2 separate regions of the Homo sapiens genome follow, and region 1 is linked to region 2. A link is a loop called in an ENCODE intact Hi-C map of the cell type or tissue named here. Cell type or tissue: sigmoid colon. All regions are shown on one strand. Links, peaks and the distances in the headings refer to the core of each region. The heading gives the core; the rest is flanking DNA.

Region 1 (5,901 bases), core at 1,672-4,171, 450 kb before region 2:
TTATCCAGCTGACCACAGGCACCAGCACAGTCATCATCACCAGGGCATGGAGAGCCACATTCAGCCCAGGACCATGTCTAACCCAAGGCCCAGGCTTCATTGCCACTCCAGGCTGACTCTCCTTTTCTTTTTTGAGACGGAGCCTCGCTATGTCGCCAGGCTGGAGTGCAGTGGCGGGAGCTCAGCTCACTGCAACCTTCACCCTCCCTGGTTCAAATGATTCTCCAGCCTCAGCCTCCCAAGTAGCTGGGATTACAAGCGCGAGCCACCACACCTGGCTAGTTTTTGTATTTTTTAGTAGAGACAGGGTTTCACCGTATTGGCCAAGCTGGTCTCCAACTCCTGACATCGTGATCTGCCTGCCTCCGCCTCCCACAGTGCTGGGATTACAGGCCTGAGCCACCACGCCCAGTCTCCAGGCTGACTCTCTAGCAATTCCTGGACAGAATGGCCACAGCTCCTGAGCTGAGGACTTGTCTAGTTTTGCATTAAATTGTATCCCAGTAGTTAGATAAACAAGGCTGGGAATGTCTGGGTTGAACCCAGCTAAATGGGCTCCTTACAGCAGGACTTCTCAGAGCCTTTACCCCATGCTGGATACTGTGACACTCTAAACTTCATTCACCATGGAACCTTTACGAGATAACAACATTTCAAACAGAACACAGTTTGAGCAGTGCTGCATAGGCCAGGCTACTGCATGGGGTGTTCAGCCAGAAGAAAAGAAACCTCAGAAGAGCAGGCACTCCCTTCAGCTCTCAGAAGGGCTATAGTGGGAAGAGACAGCCTTAGTTCCAAGTTCCTTTATTCAACAAGCACACCTGGGTGCTGAGGACAGATTGGTGAATTACATAAACCTGTTTCCTGCCCTAAAGGAGTTTACCATCTATTGTAATAGATAAGGGCTGTGGAGAAATAGACAGGGTACAAAGAGAGGAAATAGGGTGTTCAGAGAAGGTGTCATTTAAACCAAGACCTGGGCTGGGTGCGCTGGCCCACGCCTGTAATCCCAGCACTTTGGGAAGCTGAGGTGGATCACCTGAGGTCAAGAGTTCAAGACCAGCCTGGCCAACATGGTGAAATGCTGTCTCTACTAAAAATACTAAAAAAAAAAAAAAAAAAAAAATTAGCTGGGTGTGGTGGCATGCACCTGTAGTCCCAGCTACTCAGGAGGCCGAGGCAGGAGAACTGCTTGAACCCAGGAGGCAGAGGTTGCTGTGAGCCGAGATCGTGCCATTGCACTCCAGCCTGAGTGACAGAGTGAGACTCCGTCTCAAAACAAAACAAAACAAAAAACCAAGACCTGAAGGAGGACTCGGCAGCACACAGAGTGAGGGGAATGGGCACTCCAGGCCAAAGGAACAGCATGAGCAAAGGCCCTCAGGTGGCTGGCAAAGAATATGGCCTAGTTGAGGAATCAGAAGGATGAAAGGAAGGCAGTGTGGTTAAAACCCAGTGGACATGGATGGAGAAGAGGAGAGGCTTGCTGGGAGAAGGTGCTGGAAATACTAGGTTACACAGGCACTTTGGGCCACAGTGAATAGTTGAAAGTCAGCATATACGTGTTAAGCGAGAAACTGCATAATTAAAACACACAAACACAGACACACAGAACAGTAACAAGCCCATTGTTTGGAGAATAGACAGGGAGAGGCTAGAGGGCAATATTGCATCTGCTGTTTCCACAGTGTCCAGGACAGTTCCTGGTAAGCAGCATGTGCTCATCAATGATTTGTTGAATGAATAAATCAATAAGAGAGGTAGGAGGCTGGGTGCGGTGGCTCAGGCCTGTAATCCGAGCACTTTGGGAGGCTGAGGCAGAAGGATCATTTGAGGTCAAGGGTTCGAGACCAGGTTGGCCAACATAGTGAAAACCCGTCTCTACCAAAAAGACAAATAATTAGCCAGGTGTGATGGCCCACACCTGTAGTCCCAGCTACTCAGGAGGCTGAGGCAAGAGAACCGCTTGAACCCACAAGGTGGAGATTGCAGTGAGCCGAGATGGAGCCACTGTACTCCAGCCTGGGTGACAAAGCGAGACCCTGTCCCCCCGCCCCAAAAAAGAGGTAGAAACATTAGCATGAAGGCTATTGCAGAAGTCCCTGCAGTTGAGGGTGACTTGGAGATGGAAAATGGATGGGAAGAAGCGGTTGCATTCAAGGTATATTTTGGAACTAGAAGCAACAGGACCTGTTCATGGGTTGAAGGTGAAGGTGTAAGGTAAGGGAGGAATCTAGAATGTTTCCTGGGTTTCTGCCTTGAGTAACTGGCTGGAGGATGATGTCATTTCCTGTGAAGGGGAAGATTGGGAGAGATTAAGGGATATAGTCCTGGGTGACCAGGAAGAGAAGCAAGATGCCACCCCTGAACATGTTGGGTTTGAGGTGCCTCGGAGCTACCCAAGTGAAGATACCCAGTTGGCAGTCTGGAGCCCAGAGAAGGGTGAGGGGTGGAGATCTAAACTTGGGAGGCATCGTGCGCAGATGGGTTTTAAAACCATGTCATGAGCAAGATCACCCGGGGAGAGAGGGCAAATAAAGAGAGAAGAAGGCCAGGAACTAGGTGGGTTCAAAACAGTCTTATTAAAACAAACAAACGAAAAAAGAAAGCAGATGAAGAAAGGGGGCGTTACTGTGGTGAGCTGGAGCGATTTGTTTAATACCTCTGAGTTTGTTTCCTCCTCCGTCAAATGAGATAATAATTCCTTCTCATTGGACACACTCCAAAGCTTGCCTGACCACGGACGGGGGCTCAACCGCTGATGGAGTCCGAGCAAAGCTCAGAATTCTCCATCCTGACAAGTCCTGGAGAGGGACAGACTTAACTCTCCTCCAGCCAAAGGCAGCAGGACTAGAGCCTTTAGCCACCTCGGTGGGTGATCCTCCTTATAGCTCGGGCCCTTGCCATGCTTCTCCCGAGCCTGAGCCCGCCCCACGCTGGGCACCAAGTCCACCTTGTCCGCAGCTTCTCAGAATGACCACCAGAGGGCGCAGTTCCTCACCGCGGGCGCTTGCCTGCCTCCTCCCCGCTGCCTCCTCTCCTCCCTCTCATTCCCCTCCTACTGCGCCTCCGCTGGATCCTTCATCCTAACGTCCCTCCCACTTGCCCTGCACGAGGCTCTGTGTCTAACATTGAGGACATGGGGTCCCGGAGCCTGAGGATTTCATGGGCTGGGCAACAAAGGAGAACAGTTATAATCGTGGAGGGAGAGTATGATGAAGGGGAAAGTAAGGGCTGGGGTAAAGAGGCCCAAATTAAACCTAAATTCTGCCGCCTATTAACTGCGAGACCTTAGATACACGGCTTCACTTCCCAGAGCCTGGCGGGACTAACCTATGTTGGAGGGTTGTTGTGAGAGGTACATGACATGTCAGTTTGTATATGTGCCGGCTAGTGATTCTAACAGCATCCACCTCAGAAGGCTGCTTTGAGAATTAAATGAAATAATACACATAGGTTGCCTATTTAATAGTAGACACTCAAAAATCCTAGCTCTTTAAGAAGTATTAATATAAAGAACAACTCACAGTAGGCCCTTAACGCTAGTTCTTTCCCCTATAATTCTATCCCCATCCCTAGTCTGTGGATTTGGAAACAGGCCCAGAGAGGGTCTGTGCTTCCTCAAGGTCACCTAAGGAATGAGAAGCAGAACCGGTACCTGTCATTCTTCTGTGCCCGGCCTAAAGCCAGTAGCACAGACAGAAATCCCGGGTCCTTAGGGCCAAACTGTCAAAAAAAAAAAAAAGTCCTCTTCATTCTTTGCTAAGGGCAAGAGGCCACCAGGGCAGGCCAGGCCTTGCCAGCAGAGGTGGGCACTCAGCACCCAGTGGCTAATGGGGTCCTCTGTATGGCACCCACCAGCAGCACTTGGCTTTGGTCGCAGGTTCATTTGGTTATTTCTTGTTAGATGAATCAGCCTGCTGGCTGAGAGCTCTGAGGCATTCAAGACCTTTAAAAACTGGGCCTAGTGAGGAGCACCTCTGCCCAGCCGCCCCACCATCTGGGAAGTGAGGAGCCCCTCTGCCCGTTCACCACGCAACCCTCCAGGTTCCCCTGAACCCAACATGTTCAAGGGTGGACTTTTGCTTCTCTTCCTGGTCACCCAGGACTATATCCCTTGATCTCTCCCAATCTTCCCCTTCAGAGGAAATGACTTCTGTGTGATCTTTCTGCCCTTCCCAAGTTTGCATTTTTGACATTAAAGTTTACTTTTAAATTAAAAAAAATAAAAAATAAAAAATAAAAACTGGGCCTAATATAATTCCTAATTTTTAGTTCCATGCTTGTCTTCTCCCACTCCTCCACCACTTTATGTTCCAGATACTTTCATTCATCCATTCATGCATGCATGCATGCATGCATTCATTCATTCAATACATTCTCTAATATATGCCAGACCAGAAGGTCTTGCCAGGAGGTCTACAAATAATCTATAGTTAACATCATGCTTAATGATGAGAAACTGGATCCTTTCCCCTTAAGCTTGGGAACCAGGCGAGGATGTTGTCTCTTACCATCTAGTGCAATAAAACAAACGAATAAAAAGAAATAAAAGTTATACAGATTGGGAAGGAAGAAATAAAACTCTTTACTCACAGGTGACGTCGCCGTCTATGTAAAAAAAACCCCAAAGAATCTACAAAAAGTCTCCTGGAACTAGGAAGTTGCCGAGACCAGCTTGGTGGGAGAGACCCTAACCCAGCAGCGCTGGAGGAATTAAAGACATACACACAGAAATATAGAGGTGTGGAGTGGGAAATCAGGTGTCTCACAGCCTTCAGAGCTGACAGCCTCGAAAAGAGATTTACCCACGTATTTATTAACAGCAAGCCAGTGATAAGCATTGTTTCTATAGATTATAGATTAACTTAAAGTATTCCTCAGGGAAACAAAGGGATGGGCCAAAATAAAGGGATGGGTTTGGCTAGTTATCTGCAGCAGGAGCATGTCCTTAAGGCACAGATGGCTCATGCTATTGTTTGTGATTTAAGAACGTCTTTAAGCGGTTATCTGCCCTGGGTGGGCCAGGTGTTCCTTGCTCTCATTCCGGTAAACCCACAACCTTTGTCACGGCCATCACGAACATGTCACAGTGCTGCAGAGATTTTGTTTATGGCCAGTTTTGGGGCCAGTTTATGGCCCGATTTTGGGGGCCTATTCCCAACAGAAGTAAAAATGGCAAGGTCCCAGGACACAAGATCAATATATACAAAAGTTAATTCCTCTTTATTTAATTTATACATTTAATGCAACCCCAACAAAAACATCAATAAACTTTTTTTTTTTGTGGAACTAGACATGTTGATACTGAGCCTCATATGGAAGACGCTGTCTTTAATGTTTTCCTGGCTAATCCTTCATACCTATTTTTCCATATAATGCTCAGTATCAACTTGTTTAGTTCCATTAAAAAGTTGATTAGTGGCCGGACACAGTGGCTCATGCCTGTAATCCTAGCACTTTGGGAGGCTGAGGTGGGCAGATCATGAGGTCAGGAGTTCGAGACCAGCCTGGCCAATATGGTGAAACCCCATCTCTACTAAAAAATATAAAAATTAGCTGGGTGTGGTGCTGCGCACCTGTATTCCCAGCCACTCAGGAGACTGAGGCAGGAGAATTGCTGGAACCCAGGAGGCGGAGGTTGCGGTGAGCCAAGATCACGCCACTGCACTCCAGCCTGGGTGACAGAGCGAGACTCCATCTCAAAATAAAAATTTATTGGTGTTCTTACTGGGATTGCATTAAATTTATAAATTAAATAAGAAGGAACTTATATTTTTATGATGTTGAGACATCCTAAACAGGAACAAGTGATGTCTTTTCGTTTATTTTACTTCTACTTGAGCATCTTCCAGGAGTGTTGTAAAGTTCTTCTTATATAGCTTTTGCATATTTCTTATT
Region 2 (5,901 bases), core at 1,859-4,358:
GGACCAGGCCCTGACCTCTCCCCCAGGGCTCTTTCTTCCGCACCCCAAGCCCTGTGGAGGCCCCACAGCCTCTCCTTCTGTCCCACCCATCTGAACATCCTGCCCTCTGCCGAGAGTCCTCCCGACTCCGCAGCCCCAGTTAAGAGGGAGGAGCAAATCCGGGGGACATCTCTGTGCAGGGAGTGGAAAAACTGAGCACCTCACAGCATTGTGCTATGGGGTGTGGAGCAACTTTAAGGGGGAAAAATGTGTATTTATAACTGCCGGAAATGCGATATAACTGTCAAAAGTCCATGAGGTCGGCCGTGTACATAATGACTCACAGGCATAAAAGGGGCGGGGGTAAGAGGGGCAGGAGGTGCTTCTTTGAGGACTCCCCTTAGCTGTGTCTGACAGGCAGGTCGAGGGGGTGAAACGGGGCCAGGGCTACCAGCCAGGGTAAGAAGCAAGAACAAAGGCGTTGCTGGGAACCTGCATTACTCGTGCGTTTAATGGTTACTGACTGCACACTGCACACCAAGCGCTGGACTAGGCTCCAGGGTGAGAAATGCACAAGGCAGACACAGTGCCTGCCCTCAGGAAGCTGCCAGGCCTGTGGCTGAGACAGGAAAGTACAGAGGGCACAGAGCTGCGCTGGAGCTGGGTGTAAGGCAGGTAGTTGGGGAGGGGAGGACTGAGCCTGTGTCTGAGGGCCGGGGGCAGGGGATATGGCTGGGTGGGGGGAAGGAGGGGGATCTGTGCACAGGGTTAGCAGAAGAGCGGCCAGAACAGAGGCCCAAGGAGCTTCCCCCAAGGCTGAGCGTGGAAGACTGTGGGACTAGACACAGGACAGAAACCATGGAGATGGGGAAGGGTCAACAGGGCCAAAGACCCAGGAGCCATGGGAGGTGAGGGCAGGCACAGCCTGAAGCCCTTGGTGACCTCCATGGGAGCTGTTTCAGGGTTGGGGAGCAGCAAGGAAGCAAGGGGCAGTGGGCGTGCACAGTGGGGAAGTAGAGACAGTGAGTGTAGACAACTCTTGCGAGTTTAGCTATAAAGTGCTGGAGAAAAATATGGGTGGGAGTTGGAGGGGACTGTGAGACCGAAGGAAGATTTCCTGTAAATGCGAGTGGGATGGAGCCAGTAGCAGGGAGAAGGCAAAGGTTCAGGAAGAAGACGGGACAATGAAAGGAGCAAGGCCCCAGAGAAAATTTGGGGTGACAGGGGAGAAGGGGGAGCCCCAGGGCATGGTGAGGACAGCAAGGAAGGGTGGCCGGGCAGGAGTGGGCTGAGCTGTCCATCTGCATGGGTGGGAGGCTGCAGGCGAATTTCCCGCCTGGCCCCTGAAGAGGGACAGCCTGGGATGGGGGCCTGACTGGAGTGACTATTCCAGGGTACAGGCCAGGGCAGAAGGGGCACCATGAAGGTGGCTTGGAGCTTCTTGGGCCTTTTGAAGGAGATTCCTGAGGTTTATGGGAAGGGGTGGTTTGCTGCCCCTGAGTTCAGCATGCCTGGATTATAATCACCTCCTCCCCAGGCGCTCTTCAGCTACTCTTGTGCCCTCTAGCCCACTCTCCACATGGCAAGCACCTGACCTGTCCTAAACACAGCTCTCACCCTATGAGAACTGTTACATAAAAGAAAGCAACATTTACTTACCTTTGCTATATGCATTGTACACACTAGTTAACTGGATAGTTGGTGAAGGGAAGTTTCTCTTATATAAATATTCCAAGTAAAAAGATTCAGAAGGGATCATAGAATTAGGCTGTCAGCTCTTCGCAACTCCTAAATAATGAGCACGTCTAAGACAATGCTCATCAATGGCACAGAAAGGCAGGCAACCAGACACCTGATGCCTCCTGATGGAAAAGCACACACCTTTGAAATAGCCTTGGCATAAGTTTGACCCTGAATATAATGAAGCATCTATCCGTGCTGTCCAAAGACAGCAGACACCAGCCACATGGAGTTCTGAAGTCATTGAACAGTGGCTAATCCACATTGAGATGTGCTATGAACACAATCCACACTGAACTGCAGAGACTTTGTACAAAAAAGAATGTAAATTCTTTTGTATTAATTTTTATATTGATGACGTTAGAATGATAATATTTTGAATATATTGAGTTAAGTAAGATACAATTAATTTCATCCATTTCTTTTTGCTTTTTAAAATGTTACTACCTGAAAATCTAAAATTACATATGTGACTTGCACTTGTGGCTCACATGATTTACTATTGGGTGGTACTGCTCTGGATCTAACTACCAGTTTATGGGAAATTCAAAGGGCAGATGAGCCTTTAACACCAGGAAAATGCAATCAGAAAAATCCAGACGGTTGGAAACCCCGCAGGACGAGCCACCTGGTTTCTCCAATAAATATATTGAAAGAAAAAATACATAGAAGAAGGGAAAACCTATTAACAAGAGACTCAAGAGACATATAAATCAATCCCATTATGAACCGTGCTTGGTTCCTGTAAACTAAACAAACTGAAAAAAAGAAATTAAGGGACAATCAAAATGGAAGCACTGACTAAATATGATATGAAGGACTTGTTATTTGTTTAGGTGTGATAATAGCATTGTGGTTTTGGTTTTTTAAGTCTTTGTTGCTTAGATGCATAGAGAAATATTTACAGATGAGATGCATCTGTCTGGGATTGGGGATAGGGTGTGAATGGGGTGTGGAGGAAACAAGATTGGCTATGGATGATGGATGACAGGTGACTGGAGTCCGCTGTGCCTTGTGGCACACACCCTGCCCTCCAGCCAGGTGGATGCACTTGCCATTCCCAGAACGCCCTGCTCCTGCAGCCCTGGGGCCTTTGCCGCCATGATGTCTCTGCCTAGAATCTTCCCCCCTAACCCACAGCAAACCTCTGTCCACCTGTATGCCAGAGCTCAGCTACCCTCTTCTCCTCTTTGAAGTCCTCTCTGACGTCTTCCCCACTCTCCACCCACCCACTCTCCCTCCTTTGTGTTCCCCCACTACCTGTGTGTGCTTCCAGCACAGCCCTTCCTACATGTCCCTACGTGTATGTTTCCCTATCTGTCACCTTCAGTAGCCCATGAGCTCCCACGGGGCAGGCGCGGGATTTTAAGGCACAGCTTGTGCTCAGGAAAACTGGATAGATTCGTCTTGGTGTGTTGAGTGTCCATTTTACAGAGGAAGCAGTTGGGACCCGGAGAAGTTAGTCTTGGCTAAGTTCACAGAGCTAAAAAGTGACAGAGCTAGGACTTGAAATCAGGACCTTTGAGTCACGTCTCTGCCTGACCTCAGCCCTGCGGGCCCCGTTCCCGCCATTCCTTCCTGCCTCTCACGTTGACTGGGCTCCCCCTGTCGGTCGGCACTGGCTGAACAGCCATGGAGTGGCGCTTTGGGGAAACCACGGGCGACCAGGAAAGATCTCAGGCAAGCCTCGGGTAAGTGAGCTGTAAACTGAGACCTGAACCCAGACACAGCCCATGCCAGGCCGAGCGAAGAGCCTGTGCAGGGGCTTGGAGTAGAGAAGAGCACGGCTCCTGTGAAGGATTCAGAGGCTGGAGCTGGGCGATGGGCCACCGCGCGGAGGAGGCGCGGGCGGTGGTCCGAGTTCCTCAAGGGATCTACAGACGGCGCCCCTCCTACCCAGGGTGTTTCCTGATGATTGTATTTTGTATTTCAGCGTTGATGATTTTTTTTTTCACTACTTCACCCCCTCCCAAACGCCCAAAACTGCCTGGTGATTTTTTTTTTTTTTTTCAAAGTGCATCCTGACCCCTCTGGCTGCCTCCATAGACTCAGCTTTAGTCCCGGCCCATCCTGCTGGCACAAGGAAGCCACCGCATGTGATGGGGTGTAATTTACAGCCACAACCCTAATGTGCAGAAATATCACTTTATTTCCCCGTAACTGTCCTCACCCGAACCTGTTTTGGCCGCTGGCAGCAAAACGCTTATCTGACCACTTCAAGGCAACTCATTCATCTCTAGTTAAAGATTATCCCCTAGGGGGTAAATGCTCAAATTCCCCAAATTTCCTGACCTCACCCCTTCTGGCCCCAGGGACCAGGCTTCAGGCAAGTGTCTCCTGACCTGCCCGTGGTGTGGCTCATCTGGGTGTCAGGGGCCGGCCCCACTGCAGAGGCCCTTCCTTGGTTCTCACCCTGGGACCCTGTGCCCCAGGGCAAGGCCCACTCGGCTCCCTTGGGGCTCAGCCACCTAGCCCACTTTCCCTCACTGCTGAGATCAGGCCACCTGCATGGACTTCTCTACTCTGCTGGTTGGCTGTCCTGCACCCTGAGGAACACGGAGGACTTCTATGAAGGCTTGCCTGGCTCTTCCTGGCAGGCCTTGGGCAGTCAGGTCCCTGTTTCCCATTTAGAACCCAGAAGGGGACAGGGACCGGAGAGGAAGTGCTTCTCTCCAGCTCCACGAATCTTTTGACTTTGGGCTTCCTGCCTTCCAAATAGCCCCCACTGCAGCTGTTCACACCTTCACTTCCTCTTTCAAAGGTGAGAAGACTCCTACATCATCACCAGCGTGTATTTTTCTCTCCTCTATGGCTTTTGTTTGTTTGCTTGTTTTGATGGTTGTACATTCAAAGTCCTCCAGGCTCTGTCTGGTCAGAAGTCACACATCCTCTCCTTGCTCAACAAAGCCTGGCCTTGTGGGGAAAGCTTGGCTTTCCAGACAGGCAGCATTTCAACTCCCTTTATCGTTCTGGGCTGTATCCACTCTGCCCTGGAGGCAGTAAATGGGGGAATTGGTGAAGGAGTCAAAGGAATGACTAACACCCCAGCCTCGGCTGCTGCTCTCACTGCCACAGAGCAGGGACAGAGCAGGCGACTGGACGCACGAAGCATTCCTGCTGAGTGAAGTCCCAGGGATGTTGGGGCCTGCAGCCCAGACAAAGGAGCCCTAGAGATTCGGAGGGAGAGAAATAAGTTGTCATTGACCTGTAGTGTGGGCATGTTAAAGGCTGAGGAACTGGCAGTGTGGCATGTGGCAGGATTGCCAGGGTCACAGGATAGACAGTGATTTAGTTTCAGCAAAATATCATCCACCACGTTAATATTGCTAATATGAATTTAATTGGCTTAGTAGTTTTGTGTGGTTTTAATTTGTAAACTTGTTTTGGTTTAATGGTTGTGGGAGAGCTATAGACCTTAGTTTATATTTAGTTTTTAGTTTGTAAAATGTTCTCGAGAGTGAAAATGGAAGAATGGAACAGTCTATAATAATTCTTCCTTGCAATTCATCATCCGTCCTCCACACCACCCGGAAAAAACAGGACCCAGGAGGACATGGAAACAGTCTTTATTTCAGGGTTGTGCCATAGCTGCCCACCCTATGAGAGGAGGTGGGAAGCCCTGGGAGGGCTGGCTTCACCCGTCCCCAACCTGGGTCTTCCTTCTAGATCCTTGGGTGCCCTTTGTGGCTAGGCCCTCTCCTCTAGACTCTCTGGCCCCTGAACTATTTCCCCTGATGCCTTTAACCCCTGGGTTTCCCTCCCTCTTTGAGTTCAACCTTTTCTTTTCTTTTCTTCAGCCCCTGGAGGGTCCAGGCTGTGGAAGGGGCTGTGGCTCCTGTTGGCAGCGCATCCACCAGACAGACTCTGACCATTTGCAGCGCCAAGTGGGGTCCCTCCTGGCCTCACTGTGCCCAAAGTGTTTCTGTCTCTCACTCCACCACGGCTGCATTCCCAAATGCCCCCTCTGACTTCTGGGTTCAGTGTGTGCCAGGCTTCAGGAAAGAGGGGGAGAAGGAAAAGATCCCACCTTGGCACAGACTTCTTTAGGCGATATTACAAAGAAAAATCAGGTTTCAACCTTAGGGGGTCTCTACAGGAATTTTTAACCTTGAAATAATCCCTACATTATTTATTGTATGGTGTTGTAGGCCTCACTAGGGAATTTTTACTTGATCTTCAGTG

What was found. Hi-C counts contacts between places; a loop is a spot of excess contacts. Peaks named below come from ENCODE experiments on the same cell type or tissue, not always from the same donor. Only the 100,000 strongest peaks of a DNase experiment are listed, where the experiment ranks them.
Region 1: it touches region 2 in a loop (5-fold over the local background); 7 of 110 quality-filtered maps call a loop at or near these places.

What each region holds. Positions count from the first base shown.
Region 1 is chr11:75,703,463-75,709,363 of GRCh38, forward strand. All of the region lies in intron 1 of LOC105369392 (a long non-coding RNA gene), which reads right to left. Among named protein-coding and RNA genes, the nearest start is that of MOGAT2, 11 kb to the right of the region's middle. In sigmoid colon, for the core only: a CTCF peak has its summit at 2,972 (motif pointing right); a DNase peak (open chromatin) is centred at 3,009.
Region 2 is chr11:76,149,025-76,154,925 of GRCh38, forward strand. No RefSeq gene overlaps it. Among named protein-coding and RNA genes, the nearest start is that of WNT11, 55 kb to the right of the region's middle. RefSeq lists enhancers at 2,933-3,813, 3,465-3,554, 4,455-4,514. In sigmoid colon, for the core only: CTCF peaks have their summits at 3,336 (motif pointing left) and 3,537; a DNase peak (open chromatin) is centred at 3,317; H3K4me3 peaks cover 610 bases; H3K27ac peaks cover 888 bases.